Linked DNA regions of Homo sapiens: region 1 is linked to region 2. The links are chromatin loops, found by intact Hi-C in ENCODE. Cell type or tissue: psoas muscle. All regions are shown on one strand.

The links. A loop is a pair of places that touch in the nucleus more often than their neighbours do. Peaks named below come from ENCODE experiments on the same cell type or tissue, not always from the same donor. Only the 100,000 strongest peaks of a DNase experiment are listed, where the experiment ranks them.
Region 1: a loop joins it to region 2, with 2.0 times the contacts of the local background. A loop is called at or near these places in 9 of 110 quality-filtered maps.

Annotation. Positions count from the first base shown.
Region 1 is chr4:148,410,539-148,418,538 of GRCh38, reverse strand. The region is part of intron 2 of NR3C2 (nuclear receptor subfamily 3 group C member 2); the gene reads left to right. Among named protein-coding and RNA genes, the nearest start is that of NR3C2, 28 kb to the left of the region's middle. In psoas muscle, no CTCF peak of the experiment used is centred here; no DNase peak of the experiment used is centred here.
Region 2 is chr4:148,280,422-148,288,421 of GRCh38, reverse strand. The region is part of intron 2 of NR3C2 (nuclear receptor subfamily 3 group C member 2); the gene reads left to right. Among named protein-coding and RNA genes, the nearest start is that of NR3C2, 160 kb to the left of the region's middle. In psoas muscle, a CTCF peak has its summit at 3,686 (motif pointing left); no DNase peak of the experiment used is centred here; H3K27ac peaks cover 2,276 bases.

The DNA of each region.
Region 1 (8,000 bases), 130 kb before region 2:
CTCTAACATTATTGTAGAGAGAGGAAATTCTTCTAGTTCTTTGTGAGAACTTAATTGAGAACTGTATTCTCTGAACTTCAAAAATAGAGATTATCATGAAGATATCTTAGTGATTTTTAAACTCTTTTTTTAGAGCAATACAAATGAAGATTAACATTTACATATATCACATGCTCCATGGTGGTTTGATTGAAAAGCATTGTGTGGGTATGTGTGTGTGGGCAGTAAAGCAAATAGCACAAGTTTTGTTTTTGTGATATTCATAAAAATCAATACTCAGCATAGAAATATGACTCAGTAAGAATTGCTTATTATGGACTATAACATAGATAAGATAGGCTGCACAGTGATGTACTGTGATGGTTTTCATCTCCGCCTCTTTTCTCACTTGTGAACACCATCAGAATGTAAACGAGAGTGGCTTTATTATAGGAAGAATCATGGACCCTTCCTGTGTTTCTGTTTTAACAGTATGTCATTCACAAACATCAATATTATTAACAAATTACTTGGCATACAACTCAAAACTGATCATGCCCTGTTGTCTAGTGTTCTGATTATAGGGACCTGTGCTTTAGAGGAAAGCCTGAGAATCCAGTAAAAATGTCAGAAATCTCTCCCTCTTCCCCACACATTAAACGTCACTAAATATATAATGCTATTCAAATATAAGCACTGTTAAGCAGGTGATTGCAAAATATATAGTATCTTCTTTGGACAACAGAAATGAAAACAAAAGAAACCCTGTTAGGGATTTAAATCAGCTATGAAAAATCTGCTCATTTTATATTATTGTTAAACACTGGGCTGGAATTATTGTTTTGGGAAAAGGCCCATGAGAGTTTTTGCTCTGTGGGTTTTTAAAGGTAAGAATAAATTTCGTGTTTGAGATGTTTTTGATGTGCCTGTAACCAGAATAGAAGTGTCTTAGATTATAACTTTCTCTCAGATTGAGTAATTCTGTTGTAATAAGTCAGCATATGTTGCCATCTAGTCTAAAAACTGCATGAAGATAAAAACATATTATATAAAACCATCTATAGTATCAAGTCTTTACAATCTCACTATGCTTAAGATATAATGCCAACACCATACACTAGATAATTTCCAGATGGTTTAAAGAGAACCTCAATTGAGAAAAACACTGAGTTGAACACATATCTGACTCTTGGATAGAGAAGTCATTATAAGTCTTTATAAGAAGAGAGCGGTAGAAGGAAGTACGTGTGTGCACGCATGCATACACACATGCATACATACACTGAACATTTTGATTATATAAAAATTCAAAATTCCCATATGCCAAACAAAATTAAGACAAAATTTGGGAAATGATGAGTAGGTTGATATCTCCATAATAAGAGCTAATACTTATCAATAAGAAGACCATGAAGACTTCCAAGAGAGGAGGGAAAAAACAAGGAAAAGACATGAACAGGCAGCTCATAGAAAAACAAATACAGGCCAGGTGCGGTGGCTCACGCCTGTAATCCCAGCACTTTGCGAGGCGGAGGCGGGTGGATCACCTGAGGTCAGCAGTTCGAGACCAGCCTGGCCAACATGGTGAAACCCCGTCTCTACTAAAAATACAAAAAATTAGCTGGGCATGGTGGCAGGCACCTGTTATCCCAGCTACTCAGGAGGCTGAGGCAGGAGAATCACTTGAACCCAGGAGATAGAGGTTGCAGTGAGCCAAGATTGTGCCATTGCACTCCAGCCTGGGCAACAAGAGCAAAACTTCATCTCAAAAAAAAAGAAAAAAAAAGCAAATACATATGGAGTGTATGAACTTCTAAACTGTTTAATCATGCTACTAAATAGAGAAATAGAAGTGAAAGCAACAATTTGGTATCATTTTAAATTGGATTTTCAGAAAAAGCAAATGGTGGATAGGGAGCATAGAGACCATCGCTCTTGGATGGCATCCAGTGGAGAGTAGAAAGAGACACAAGTAATTTGGCAGCATGCACTATCAGAAGTAGTGTAACTTGATTCCAGAGCATGGACTCTTCAGCCAGGTGTCCTCAGTTTTACCACTTTATCAGCTGTGTGATCTTAGGCAAATTATTTATTAACCTTTTGGTGCCTCAGTGTTCTCATCTGTAAAATGGAGATGATAGAATGTACCAAACAGTATTGTTATAAGGACTGAGTTAGTTAGAATATGTAAAGTGCTTAGAAAAGTGCTTGTCCCATAGTAAGTCCTACATAAATGTATTTGCTATATTATTATTATCATTGTCTTTATATACCTCAAAAGATCCAGTTTCTAGGAGTGTGTCATCAGGAAGTTGTTATACATATGGAAAAAGATTTATGTATGATGATGTTAATTTAGCATAATTTACAAAAATTTAAATAACTTTTTTCCCAGTGAATTGGCGATTAGCCAAATCTTGGTAAACTTATTTTTTTCTTATTATGATATAAAAATGCAGCTATGTCTATGAAGAAAATTTATAGGAAATCATTACAATTTATTTTTTATATTTAATATTATGATATGCAGCTCTATAGACAGAATTTGTGTCTGCTCAGTTACGTATGTGTATATTTTATTCTCAGTGGGAAGAAATGCATGTATTTTTTTCTTAGTGGAAGAAAATGCCTCGAAATCAGTGGTGTTTGTCTATGAGTAATAGGATTACTTGCTTTGTTTATTTTTCTTTTTGTATTTACCAAATTTTCTACAATGAGAATGTATTGTTTCTAGGACGAAAAATTATTAAAAGAGCAGCAGTAATGATTTTATTTGAGAGTGTAATAAATCTCTCACATGTAAGAACAAGATCATCTTTGCCTCCAGATGGCACTACCATTTTCACAGAGAAGTAGAGAGTTCTGGGCTGATGAGCATTTTGTTCAGTTAGGATCTAGGCTTCATGGATACATTTGTCTTGCTTCCTAAACCAGCCCTAGACAGACGGGTGGAGGGAGGCATGGACCCTGCACATGCCCCCTGAGAATGCTGCTTTTTTTCTTGCAGGTTTTTGCCTGCTTCTAGATTCTTTAAAGTTATGGGGCCATTTGTTGTAACATCTATTAAAACCACTTGAGAGCAAATGAAATTGTTTGTTTATAATAATCTGAAAAGCAAGCATGATGAATAAAATACATTTTTCATAGTATAGTTTATTTCCTAAGCGAATAGAGCAACTTTAAAGAGCTATTAGGGCAGAATAAAAATACTACATAAAAATCATTATTTCTAACATTTATTTCTCCTCTATATTAATGATCTTTCCTCCTGCTCCATCATTCTATCAGGCCTGAAATTTGACTCCTTCAGTTCCTGCGATCCTGTAAGAATGGTTCTTTCAGGTTCTTAGGTTAGATCGACAATCCTTTGCTTTTTCTTTTCTTTTCTGTTTATTATTTTAAGTTGCACTGTTCTTACATAATGATCCTTTCACTTAGTGAGATAAGGCAAAGTTAACTGAGTAAATAGGAGGAGTTTTATTTATTAATTGGTATTAGGTGAATCACTGGAAATTTTGAGCCTAACAGATTTTTCTGTAGGCAAATCAGTTGCAAAATATTTTAAAGATTTGCATTTATGCATATCATGAAAAACTGTTTTAAAAATACTTTTGTTAATAACCCTAATACTGTTAATAACTTCATGGTTTGTAATTGGCCTGCTGACTGAATATTCATGGAGTCTCTGGACATGGAAATAGTGACTTATCTAGATTTACATTTATGATTTATTCAGCTGTTATTGCTAAGTAGTATTTTTATAGTAAAAACTAAATATTTTATAAGGCAAAAGGTAAAGGAAAAATAATTATCACATAAATTTCCTTTCAGAAGCTCTCACGTCTAACATCAGTATAAGTGACAAATTATTTTCCACAAGTCTTTAATGTATTTAAGTCTGACCAACTGGTAATAATTTTTGAGTATTTTTTTTGAAAAATAACATTAAGGTCAAAATGCAATTTATTTGAGATCAGTAACAATCAAGGTGGATTATAGTTATCTACTGGAAAGTTGAATTAGTTGAACTGAACAGAGGCCATATCATCTAGACAGTGGTTAGGAATTTTCATATGATGCCTTATTTATCTCTTTATTATTTTTAAATTAATTAACAAAAGCAAAATTATAGTACTCATAATTTGCTCCCCAGAGTTAACAAATGTTAATTTTTCATTGGGTTCAGATCTTTCTTTAAATGAGAGACAGAATATTACAAAGTTCAAATCAGATTTGGATCCCTTCCCCACCCTTTTCACTTCCTCCCTGTCTTTGCGGAAGCAGTCCAAGTCAAGAATGTCATCTGTATTTTCTGCCCATGTTTTTATCCTGCATATATAGGTGTATGCGTATATTTAGCAATTTTACATAAATGGAATCTTACCCTTGCAAAACATCTAATGATTTTTGAGCTTTATGTGTGATGATACATTTAGATGTAGTTTATTTTACTGTAATTGCCTGATAGTATTCTATCGCTTATCTGGTTCCCTATTAATGGACATTTAGATTGTTTCCAGTTTTATTGCTGATAAAAGTAGTGCTGCAGAGACAAATTTTGTAAATGTCTGCTTATACCCAAGAGCAAAGATTTCTCTAGGATATATAATTAGAAGTAGAATTTCTGTGTAATGAAGAAATGTATACATCTTGCATTTTATAAACTTTGCATAATGCCTGCCAGTAGCCAGTATGTTTGTACTAGTTTACGTTCTCATCAGTATGTGTAAGGTACTGATTTGCCACATCCTTGCTTACGCTTTGTATTGTGGGTAGGAAGTAGTGTATCATTTGTAATTTAAATGTGAATCTCCTCATTACAGGAAAATTGGGCATATTTTCATAGGTTTGTCAGACTGAGTTTCCTCTTCTATAAATTGCTGTTCATATCCTATTTACCTATATTACTTGTGAGTTAATGTCTGTTTATTGATTTGTCAAAGGTATTAATCTGCGCATTAAACTTTTGGTTATGTGAGTTGAAAATATGCTCTCCCAGTCTACTGCTTGTGCTTTAACTTTGTTATAATGTTCTTTTTCATACAGATGCTTTAAATTTTGATGTCATCAAAATTTCAATTTTTACTGCTTAAGGTTTGTGCTTTATATCCCTTGCCTAAGAAACCCCTCTCTACTCTAAGTTCATGAAGGCATTTTTCAATGTATTCTTACAGCTGTATTTCTATTTTTCTTTAAGTCTCAAAGCTTTTCATGTAGTAGTGGATAAAAGAATTTATTTTTTGGAAACATAGTAGTTACTTTAGGAAATGATGCATTTCTACCACCATCCTCTAAAATAATCCTCACAGTGATAGGGATGATTCCCTATGATATTTAAGAGGCTAAGAACAGAATACAGTTATACCCTGTGACTTACGAAGAGTGAGTGCTATATAGCTATTTAGAAGCTTTCAATAAACACTAGGTAAAATACAGAAGTTGGGGCTGTTTATTTCTTATTTGGTTTTGAGGTTCAAATATTTATGAAAATATTATGCTTGTGTGGAAAGATAACATAGGGGACGCTTCTAGTTTTGATCAGTTATTCATTGCAGATTGAGATTGCTGTCTTAAACTTCTTTTGAAAATAAATACAAGGCCACACAGACTGGAAAAGCTCAAGTGATATGTATTTCTGCTCTAAACTCTCAACAGTTTGTCACCTGGGGTGTGATGGGACACTCAGTCATCCTTTTGGGATGAAGCATAACTAAGGGGTGTGTGTGTGTGTGTGTGTGCGCACATGTGCACCTGTGTATGCACGTATGTGCATATTCACAGTGTTGTGGTCTGGGTCAGAGAGGGAGATTTCAGTCACAGATTAAAAGATAAAAATTATGTGCTTTTAGAAAATATAAATAAGTAAAAGAATGTAAGCCTAGAATGTGCTGACAGTTGAGTTTTTGAAAATACATTTCAAGTTGCCATTATAAGACTCTTAGATGAAGCTAATTTTTGTTCCTAATAAAGGAAGGAGCATTTTTTTTTACTCCTTCTCCACATTTCTCTTGTTTCTGCATCTCTCTTCCAATTAAATTACCAATAGACAGTGCCTGCATTTTATTATTGAAAGGCTAAATCTGAATCTCCAAACTGTGAATACTTAGCCAAAAATCTAGTTAGAATTCCAGCTTGATCTTTTTTTACTTCACTTATGTATTCTAATATAGTTTCAGTCTTCTGAAATTTAACCAATTTTCACTGTAATTTTAGGAATAAGTCAGTCCCAGGAAAATAAGTGATTAAGGGGATACATTGCTTTCCTAACAGTAAGAATGGCACAGCTCCACCCACCCCTCCCTGCAAAGAATGAAAGCCACCCACTGATGTCTGCAGCGGAGGTTGTGTGCAGCAATGGTCAGTGCTGCCTTGGATGTTTATTGTGTTCACCGAGTCTCAGTCGTGATGTGCTTTCCAGGCATTAGTCCCTATGGCGACCCCAGGAGACAGGTGTGATAACCCTGCTTTGCTGATGAGGAAACTTACACTTTTGAGAGGGTGAGTAGCTTGGCCAGGATGACACAATTAGTAAATGCAACAACTGGATGTGTTATAGCCCAGCTCTGACCAACCCGGAAACCCTCTTTTTTAAATTGATGCTGTCTCCCTAAAATGTGCAGCGTTAAGTTTTATAAGTGGATTTTCTTGTTCTTTACTTGGGAAGAATGTGGAAGGAGAGGAAGAGGAGGCCTGGAGTTCCTTCATCTTGGTATGTGTTGCAGAGGAAGCAAGATAAAGGAAAACTATTTATTCTAGCAACACTGAAGTCTAAATTTTGCCTGCTTAGTAGTTAATCTTAGAGCTTGCTCTGGTTGTCTATGCATATGGCACCTTACATAAGTATCTTTTGATGTGACATTGTCTGAAGATGATGTGAGTAGGACGACACTGTCCAGAAGGTTTAAGGATAGATCTCAATAGCATTGTGTTGAATTAAAAAGAAAGAAAAACCAGTGTCGAGCAATATAGACCTTGTGATGCCGTTTATATAAAAATCTAAAACCACATAGAATATGTCCATTTGTTTATGTGTGCATATAATGGAAGTATAAAAATACAGAACAAAGATATCAAGCAAAATTTAATTAGTGCTTGACCCTGGAGAGGGAGGGACAGGGGAACAAACACATTACCCTTGTCTGTAATATTTTAATTTTATTTTGAAAAATATTTGAATTGGATTTGGATTTCATTAAATGTTAACATCTTTTAAATCTAAATATTAAGTATATGGATATTTTGTTAGATGCTATATTATTGCCTGTCCTCTTCTGTATTCGAAATTTTTCCCCAAGTGACAGCAACAACAAAATGTGGTTATAGCCAGGATGATTTGCTACCAATTGCTGGGCCCCAAAACAAAAATAGTTTGGAACCTAGAACTAGTTTCTTTGATTCTTTGTTTGGGCCAGTGGTGGGTGGTGGGCGGGTGGGGGACGGGCAGTTGATGCAACCAGCCAAAATGAAAGACATTAAGCTCTTGCTACAACTAAAAAATGTGTAGTTGGAATATAGCAAGAAACTGCAATTTAGGTCTCCCAAATTGTATAAGATGACATTGAGTTGAAGGTCGGAGTACTGAAGATTATCTAAGGTTTCCTCGTAAGGTTTAGTTTGGCTTATGTCTTTGGTGACTATACGTGTTCTGTGTATCTGAACCCTGACAGTAGTCTGTAAAGCATATTTTTGTCACTACTCCTGGCCAAATGATGTGTGATACTCTTGTACTGTGTGGGCACATGAATTATAGCATTATTACCTCAATTATTTTAGGTAAGAAAGAAATCTGAATGGCCAGTATACAAATACTCACTGCTTGGAGTGACCTTTTTTCACCTCTCAGTCTAAGATGTTCATGTTAACTTGCGGATAGGTAAGAAAAATACATTCTTTTAGGGATTCTGCTTCTTTGAGTTATAGTGAAAGGTCCCTGGCCGTTGTACATAGGTCACAAGACACCAGGTTGTATTTTAATTTTATTTCTGTATTTTAAACTTTGATTTAAGCTTCTGCAGTTAAAC
Region 2 (8,000 bases):
TTTCCACCCTGGTGCCTAGAACAGTGCCTGGCATTTAGGCATGCAGAATTAGTACTGGCTGAATGAATTTAGAAATGAATTATGAGTGAACTAACATTTACAGAGCATCTATCAGTTGTGCTTTGTGCTGCTCACATAATTTATAAGAAAATAGTCATGTATTAGATCCTTATGAGGTAGGTATTATTGTCACAATCTTACAAGAAAGACACGGAGCTAGAGAGTAGTTTGAATTTACCTAAAATTATTCAAAACAAGGTCCAGTGACCTCTAAAATGTGTATCACTTATACCGTGGTATCAATGGGACCAGAAATAGCCAGCAGTAATGAGAGCTGGGTTTTAATTTTCTATGTGCTGTTTGCAGACTGTTTTTTTATGGAAATGATTTTATGGAAATCATTTTGGTTTTCTGTTCTTCAGTCTCTTTATGAAGAATATAGTTAGTTAAATGTTTTCATGAATCATTTTGAGGGTAAGTTTGATATAAGTGTTTTTAAAAAGTATTTCAGTAGGTATTATCTACTATCTACTTTAGCATGTAGTTGGCACCTTTATTTTGTCTGACGTTAAGAACTTCTGAATGATGCAGTCGAGACAGTTTGCTCATGCTATATTTTTTAGAGTTATGTAACCAAAAACTATTATATACTTGTCCAGGAGTTACTATATATAAAAAATATTTACAATACACACTCAAGGCATTGTGTGACATATTTCCTACTAGAACTTGATTGAATGTAATAGTGAACCAAAATGAAAATAATATGGTACCTGATTGTTTTATCAAATAGTTTTCTTTTAATGGTATTTGCCTTAATAGAATTTGAATTTTTTAAGTATAGTAATTTATAGGAAAACTTTGACAGTTTAAGTTGGCAATTCCAAATCAGCCCACTCATTGTATTCACTAAAGTGTTCTTCCAAAAATAAATGAGTAGGCTGGCATTGTGTTTTAAACATCGAGCTAATTTTGGTTAATTATATAAATCTAAAAGCCATGGGCAAGGCAGCAATTCAGTCTTACTAGATGATGATCAGTGAAATTGTAAGACAGCTTGCTGAATGATGCACATCAAGCTAATAACCTGAATGCATTGTGTCCAAAAGGACAGTGTCTGGCAGAGCATCAGATAGGAAGCCTTCCCAGAGCTTTAATAAGGGGCTTGTGAATGCTTGCAAAAGAGGGTACAAAGTTAGAAACAGTAGTAATGGCTCTGATCAGAATTCAAAAACATTAGAGAAAAAAATAGTTAACAGTAGAGAAAAAAAGTGGTTTCCATGCATAGCTAATAATTCTGTTACATGGTAGAAAGCTGGGGTTGAGCAGCCTCATGGGCCATCCCTTACTTGCTGCTTATCTCTAGTTTTTGTTTAAATAAAATTAGAGTGCTACATTATGTGGGGCTTTCATTTAAATTAGTTGAAATTAGTATTCTGCCACTAGCAAACAGGAAATACAGATGCAGAATAAGAATGTGGTGCCGCTGGAGAGTTTAGAGGACTTGACTCTCTAACGACATTCCCATTCAGAAAAGAATTGTGACTCCCTTTGTACATGATTGTAAAGTAATGGCACAAATTATGTTATGAGAATTTTTTTGCTGTTATTGTGTTCAGTTGGTATAGTTATGTTGATGTATATAAAATTAGAGTTTGAATTTATTGAAATCTGTGTACAATCATAGAAGCATTTTTTTAACCCTGTATCTCATCCCTTGCCTTAAAAAAGGCTGTGACTATTTAGAAAACATCTTTGTACCTGAAAGTTGTATGATTTCTTTATCCTGGTTAAACTGATCTGTGATTGTCTCTTGGATTTATTCAGGAAAGAGGTGCATCTCTCCTTCATCCAGATTCCACCGGATGAGCCAAGAATGACTGTTGAGGCTATTTTACTTAATGAATTAACAGATTTGACTGAATTTTCTTTTTGCAGTGACCATATGGTTATTGTGAAGATCCATGTAATTATTTGTAGAAGTGAATCACAGGGAATTTTGATTGCTGTAGACTCTAAACAACTGATCCATTTAATCAGATTTTTTTTTCAATTCTGTACAGCCTGATTTTTACTAGCCTATACAGTCAGAAGCAATTAAATAAAGTCCTACAAAAGACAGCAGAGACTGGCTTAAAGCTAAGTTGAATAACACAGCTGGGTTTTTACAGTGTTTCCTTTGGTCTGTTACTCTTATCAGTGGGCTTGGTTTAGCATATCCCCAGAAAATTATATTCCTGTAACTGCCAGAGAAGTTTATATAACAAAATGATTTGTGCCACACACCCAGGCTTGTCCTGCAATATCACTTTAGATAAAGCAAACATTTTTCAACTATTTCTATTTAATACATTGCTTCCAGACTGTTCTAGTCATATGTTAATTACAAAACAAATGATGTATAAAATTTCATTTGTTTTTAATTGTCTTTTTAAACACATATTGCAAAATCATTCTTTGAATAAAACTAACATGTTAATATTTTCCCTCTAGAATGAATTCTGTGAAAGATAAATGTATTTTATAATGTATCACATATGTGAAATAGAACATTGATAGGAATTATGCAAGAAAGCATCGCACTTTTTAAGGTAACAGTACATTTGACTGTCACTGAAGTTACTTTATCACATCTCCACATGTACAAGACAGGGAAGCAGTTGCATTGTGTGCCAATGGAGGAAGTTTTTTTTGTTTGTTTGTTTTTGTTTTTTTTGAGACAGAGTCTCACTCTGTCACCAGGCTGGAGGTCAGTGGCACAATTTTGGCTCACTGCAACCTCTGCCTCCTGGGTTCAAGCGATTCTCCTGCCTTAGCCTCCTGAGTAGCTGGGACTACAGGCGCACGTCACCACGCCCAAATAATTTTTGTGTTTTTAGTAGAGATGGGGTTTCACCATGTTGGCCAGGATGATCTCAATCTCTTGACCTCGTGATCTGCCCGCCTCAGCCTCCCAAAGTGCTGGGATTACAGGCAAGAGCCACCACGTCCGGCCTGGAGGAAGTTTTTAAATTTCAAAAGGAGAAGTATATTTTCTGGACTTTTCTATAAACCAGTTTGTTGCTTCTCTTGTTGATGCCAGTAGAATTTATACAACTCCAGCAACATCGTTTGGGAAAGAGCCAGTTTTTCCTGTCTTTCACAATAGAAGTTACTGATTAGAAGACCCTAAATATTTTTTAGCATTTTCATGTCCATGATAAAGGCTGCAACAAGGGGTAAATAACTTTCCTCTTATGGCAGAAAATATTCTTATGAGACCCCCAGTGCACTTTTTCAGTATGGTGTAATCACATGACAGTTGTAGGGTAGGACCCTCAGAACTGCAGCTCACATCAAGAGCTGTGGGCTCCGAAAGTGAACCATATGTTGCTGTAGTCCAGAGAGATACCAAGAGAATTGGCTTCTGAGTCCAGCAAACCTAGATTCAAGTCTGTCCCTGCCAGTACCTGCTCTGTAACTAGAGGGGAGTTATAGTTAGCTTTTACTAGCCTGAGTTTTTTGTATATGAAATGAGAACAATGACCAATAGTGAGAAGACTTTTTTGTAGGACTGAGTAAAATAATACATGCAAAGACCCCAGCCCCTCAGTGCTCTCAGGTCAACACATATTAATTTCCTTCGTCTCTCTTTGAAGGTCAGAAAATTTGGACAGTGGCGTAGAATTACAGTGCTGTGGGCCAGTGTGCCATCTGATGGCAGAAAGCACTAATTGGATCTCTCTGCATGTCAGTGTAACATAAAGCTTGGCTCACAAGATACAAAGTCATAGATCCTTTCTCACCCTCCTTTGCTGGTAAGAAGGCTCTAACTGAGATTCTTGACAGCAAAATGGATGATTAGGAGTTTTTATAGTAACTTGAATGTATTTATTCTTTTACCTGATGTGTTTTAAAAAAAGAAACCTATCATTTGTATAGGTAAAAGTAAAATTGCTAGTGTTACTGAACACAGCGTGAGTACCTAGTCTTGACACTGTCATGAGCTATCGACACTCAGACATGTTCTTTTATCCTTTGATTCACACCTTCATCAGCAAATGTGTGTTGAGTATTAATATATGATACCCCTTTTGCTGGAGACTCAAAAATTAGAAGACCAACCCTCTATTTATAGGCTTATAAGCCTATCAACTCCTTCAGAGTAGAGGGTTGGCCTTCTAATTTTTGAATCCCCAGCAAGAGGGGGGAGCATTCCATACATAAGAGTTATGTTCCATACATAAGGCTCTACTCTAAAGAGTTATGTTCCATACATAAGGCTCTACATAACCCAGAGGAATACATGTTGGTAGAGGCAGATCCAGGCCAGACCTCCTGCGTGCTCCATTAGGCCCCCACCCCTTTGCTGTTGCAGTGTCTCTTTCTTCTTTATAGACTTATCTCTCCCGTGGGACAAGGTATGTGGTAGAAGGTCAAGAAAATCTTTCCTGAAGTGAATCGAATTAGTATATGATACTTTGAAAGTGGTCATTACGAGGGTGGGGAGAGCCTGGTAATCACTCGCAGTCTCAGTTGTCTCCTGTGTGTTATGAAAGAGTTCATGTCCTTTTGAATCTGTGGCAACCACTGGTAAACATCAAATAATAATTTGCCAGAAACTGGTGAAATCAAATATAAATCAATGTACAATGTACTACATTCTTTGTTGCCTAAGCAGCATTTATGAATTAACCAAGTAATGAGTTATGTTATTTTTTATTATATAGGTTGCATAATTTTTAGCACTTTTCTTACCATATTCTAAAAACCAATAGAGGGATTGTAAGGGCCTTTTGCCAACTGAACTATGAAAAGGGTAGATAAGGCACTGAATATATGACTATAAATGAAGTTCAACTGAAAACAACCTCAGGTTCAGATGATTGTTGTTTAACATTTTTTCAATTTCTTGAGCCTTTCAGGGTTTTTAAAGCACTTGCAAGCCTGGTGATCACCATGGGAAAAACACTGAGAGTTATTGGGGTCACCATTGCTCTTGTGATTCCTTTATCAATAGGTTCTTTATGAAAATAAACTTGGCATGAAGGGAACACTGTAAATTCTGAGGGTTGTAACTGGGTATCATTTATTTAAAAGTTTAGTGATCCTTTGAAAAACCTCACCAATTTTGTAATGTTGTAATTTTTAAGACTAACCAATGGTGCTTATGTTTTTCCTGATCCATTCAGTTCTCTGTAATGGCTAAAATTGGCTTACCTGACCCCACTCTTAGGCAAGGTTGTTTTCATTTTTACTTACTTTTATGAAAGCTATCTTATTCCTTTGATTGCTGCTGCTTATCTTTAAAATGACCCAATTAGTCTGATTGTTTACTTCTTCAAAGTGCTATATGTTTGCACTTATAACACACAGATTATTTTAAATAACGTTTCCTTGTGGTTTTGCTGTATGTGATTTTTCCCCCTCAGCTCTGTTTCCTTCCCGTTCCTTCTAACCTCATCTCTGATTTCATTGTGTTTTGTATTCCTCATATTCCCTACCAGTCCTTTAGCTTGTATTCTTCCCGCCATAGCCTTTGCCTCTTTTTTGCAGTCCAGTAAGGCCCACTCTGCCTATTGATGCCATGTTTTGCTTATGTCCCTCTCTTATATCCCTTCCTTGGTGTTCTGCCTTTTTACCTATTCTCATGTTTTCTTCACTCTTATTTTCCTTCTCTCATCAACACTCTTGGAATTCTTTAGTCTGCTCTTGCCAAATGAGTTTTAGGCAATATCAGGATATTTTTGTCCCCTGGGACTGCACCCCCTCCAACTCCCCCACTCCCACACACCCTGTGTTTAACTGGGACTTTCTTCCTTGTTTTCTTGCTCTTTCTCGTTGGAGACTTTGTCACTATCCTCTCTGCATTCTGCTAACACAACTTGTTCAATGAATGTTTGTTGCAGGAATAGACTGACTTTTCTAATTTTATCCCTACTTTTATGCACATACTCTTATGCTGTAAGATATATTAGGCTGGCCTGTAGGATTTATCTTGAACAAATTTCCATTTAATTTTCCTATTACATAAAATGGTTTTATTGCTAATTGTTTTCTGAGCCTACCATGTAGGAAATAAATAATCTATAAGAGATACTCAGAAAAATTATGGCCGGGCACAGTGGCTCACACCTGTAATCCCAGCACTTTGGGAGGCCAAGGCAGGCGGATCACTTGAGGCCACGAGTTTGATACCAGCCTGGTCAACATGGTGAAACCCTGTCTGTACTAAAAATACAAAAATTAGCCTGGCATGGTGGTGCACGCCTGTAGTCCCAGCTACTGTGGAGGCTGAGGCAGGAGAATTGCTTAAGCCCTGGAAGCAGAGGTTGTAGTGATCCGAGATCACACCATTGCACTCTAGCCTGGACAACAGCGAGACTCTGTCTCAAAAATAAATAAATATATGAATAAGTAAGAGATACTCATAAAAATTAATGAAAACTTTTAGATGTTAAAATCTTACCAATGCTTCAAGGCCCACTTCAAGTATCACTGCCTCTGCAATGAATTAATCTCTTACCAGACTGTTTCCATGACTCCATTTCTATGTATTTTGTAGCACTCATGAATATTATACATGGTTATCTTTACATATGTTTGTACTTCTTATTAGTTCCTCCAAAGGACAGGAGCATCTTTCCGTCTCCTATAGCATTTAGCATGATGCCCTGCACAGCAAGGATACTTGTTGACATAACATAACACAGATGTTTGCTAGACTGAATCGAGAGGTATAATGAGTATAGAAAATGAAAATTCAGAGAATGTGGTTATTGAGCTAGATCTCCTCATGAGGCAAAAAGAAGCAGTGAAGCTCAGGCCAAAGATTGGACCTTAAATAAGAAAGCACAAAGTACAGGGTATATCTTAGGAAACACTGATTTTTGAAGCTTTAAGATATATAATGAGTATTTCAATGTTTTGCAGTCAAATTTGCTAAATTTGTGAAGGAAGAAATGTAAATATATTTGGTAGTGATTGAAATTATGGAAATATACATTATTTGCCCATTTTGTTTTTCATTGAAAGGACGTAAGTCACTGTGTTAGTTCCTAGAACCATAGCGCTCAACTATGTTTGAATAATTTGAAACTTTTATTTCAGTTACATGTAAGTAACTACAGTTTAAACGGTTTTCCCTGCATTTACGTATAACTGCAGATACTGGTTTCGTGGAGGAAAATAAAATATGCTTTCTCTTATCTTTCACCCGCTTTTTCCCCAAGTCTGCTGCTCTTAGTACCACAGTCTGCTCCTCTCCTTTGGAGGTTATAACTAGAACAGGGATAAAGAAAAAGCAGAGAGGGGTCCTTGTGAACTTAGAGAACTGGGGAAAAAGAATGAAGTCTCAGGAGATGAAGGGAGGGACAGACACTAAGTGGAATTCTCAAGAAAATGTCTCTAGCAGGTGCCACAGCTCTAGCCCAAGGAGCGGAGACTGGGACTCAGTTTCTCTTTTTGCTCCTTGCTTTCTCAGCTAAGCTCTAACTGTTCTCTCAAACATGGTTTAATAAAGATTCGTCTAAAAGAGGAATTAGTACACACATTAATCTGTGACTGTTAGCTTTATATAGAGTTTACCAGAGGAAACAGCTCATGCACAGGTGTATACGCATTCTAAAACGGAATTAGGCTAGGTGCAGTGGTGCACACTTGTAATCCCCACATGTGGGAGGCTGAGGCAGGAGGATTGTGCTTGAGCTCAGGAATTCAAGACCAGCCTGGACAACATAGTGAGACCCTATCTCTACAAAACATAAAAATAAAAAAATTAGTTAGGTGTGATGGTTCACATCTGTAGTCCCAGCTACTTGGGAGGCTGAGATGGGAGGATTACTTAAGCTTAGGATGTTGAGGCTGCTGTGAGCCCTGATTATACCACTGCACTCCAGCCTGGGCAATAATGTAAGATCTTGTCTCAAAAGTAAGAGAATTAATTTTATTATTAATACATACTTGATATGCTAAGGCAATGTGAAAACTCCCATTCTTGTTATTTCTGTGTACACTGTTTT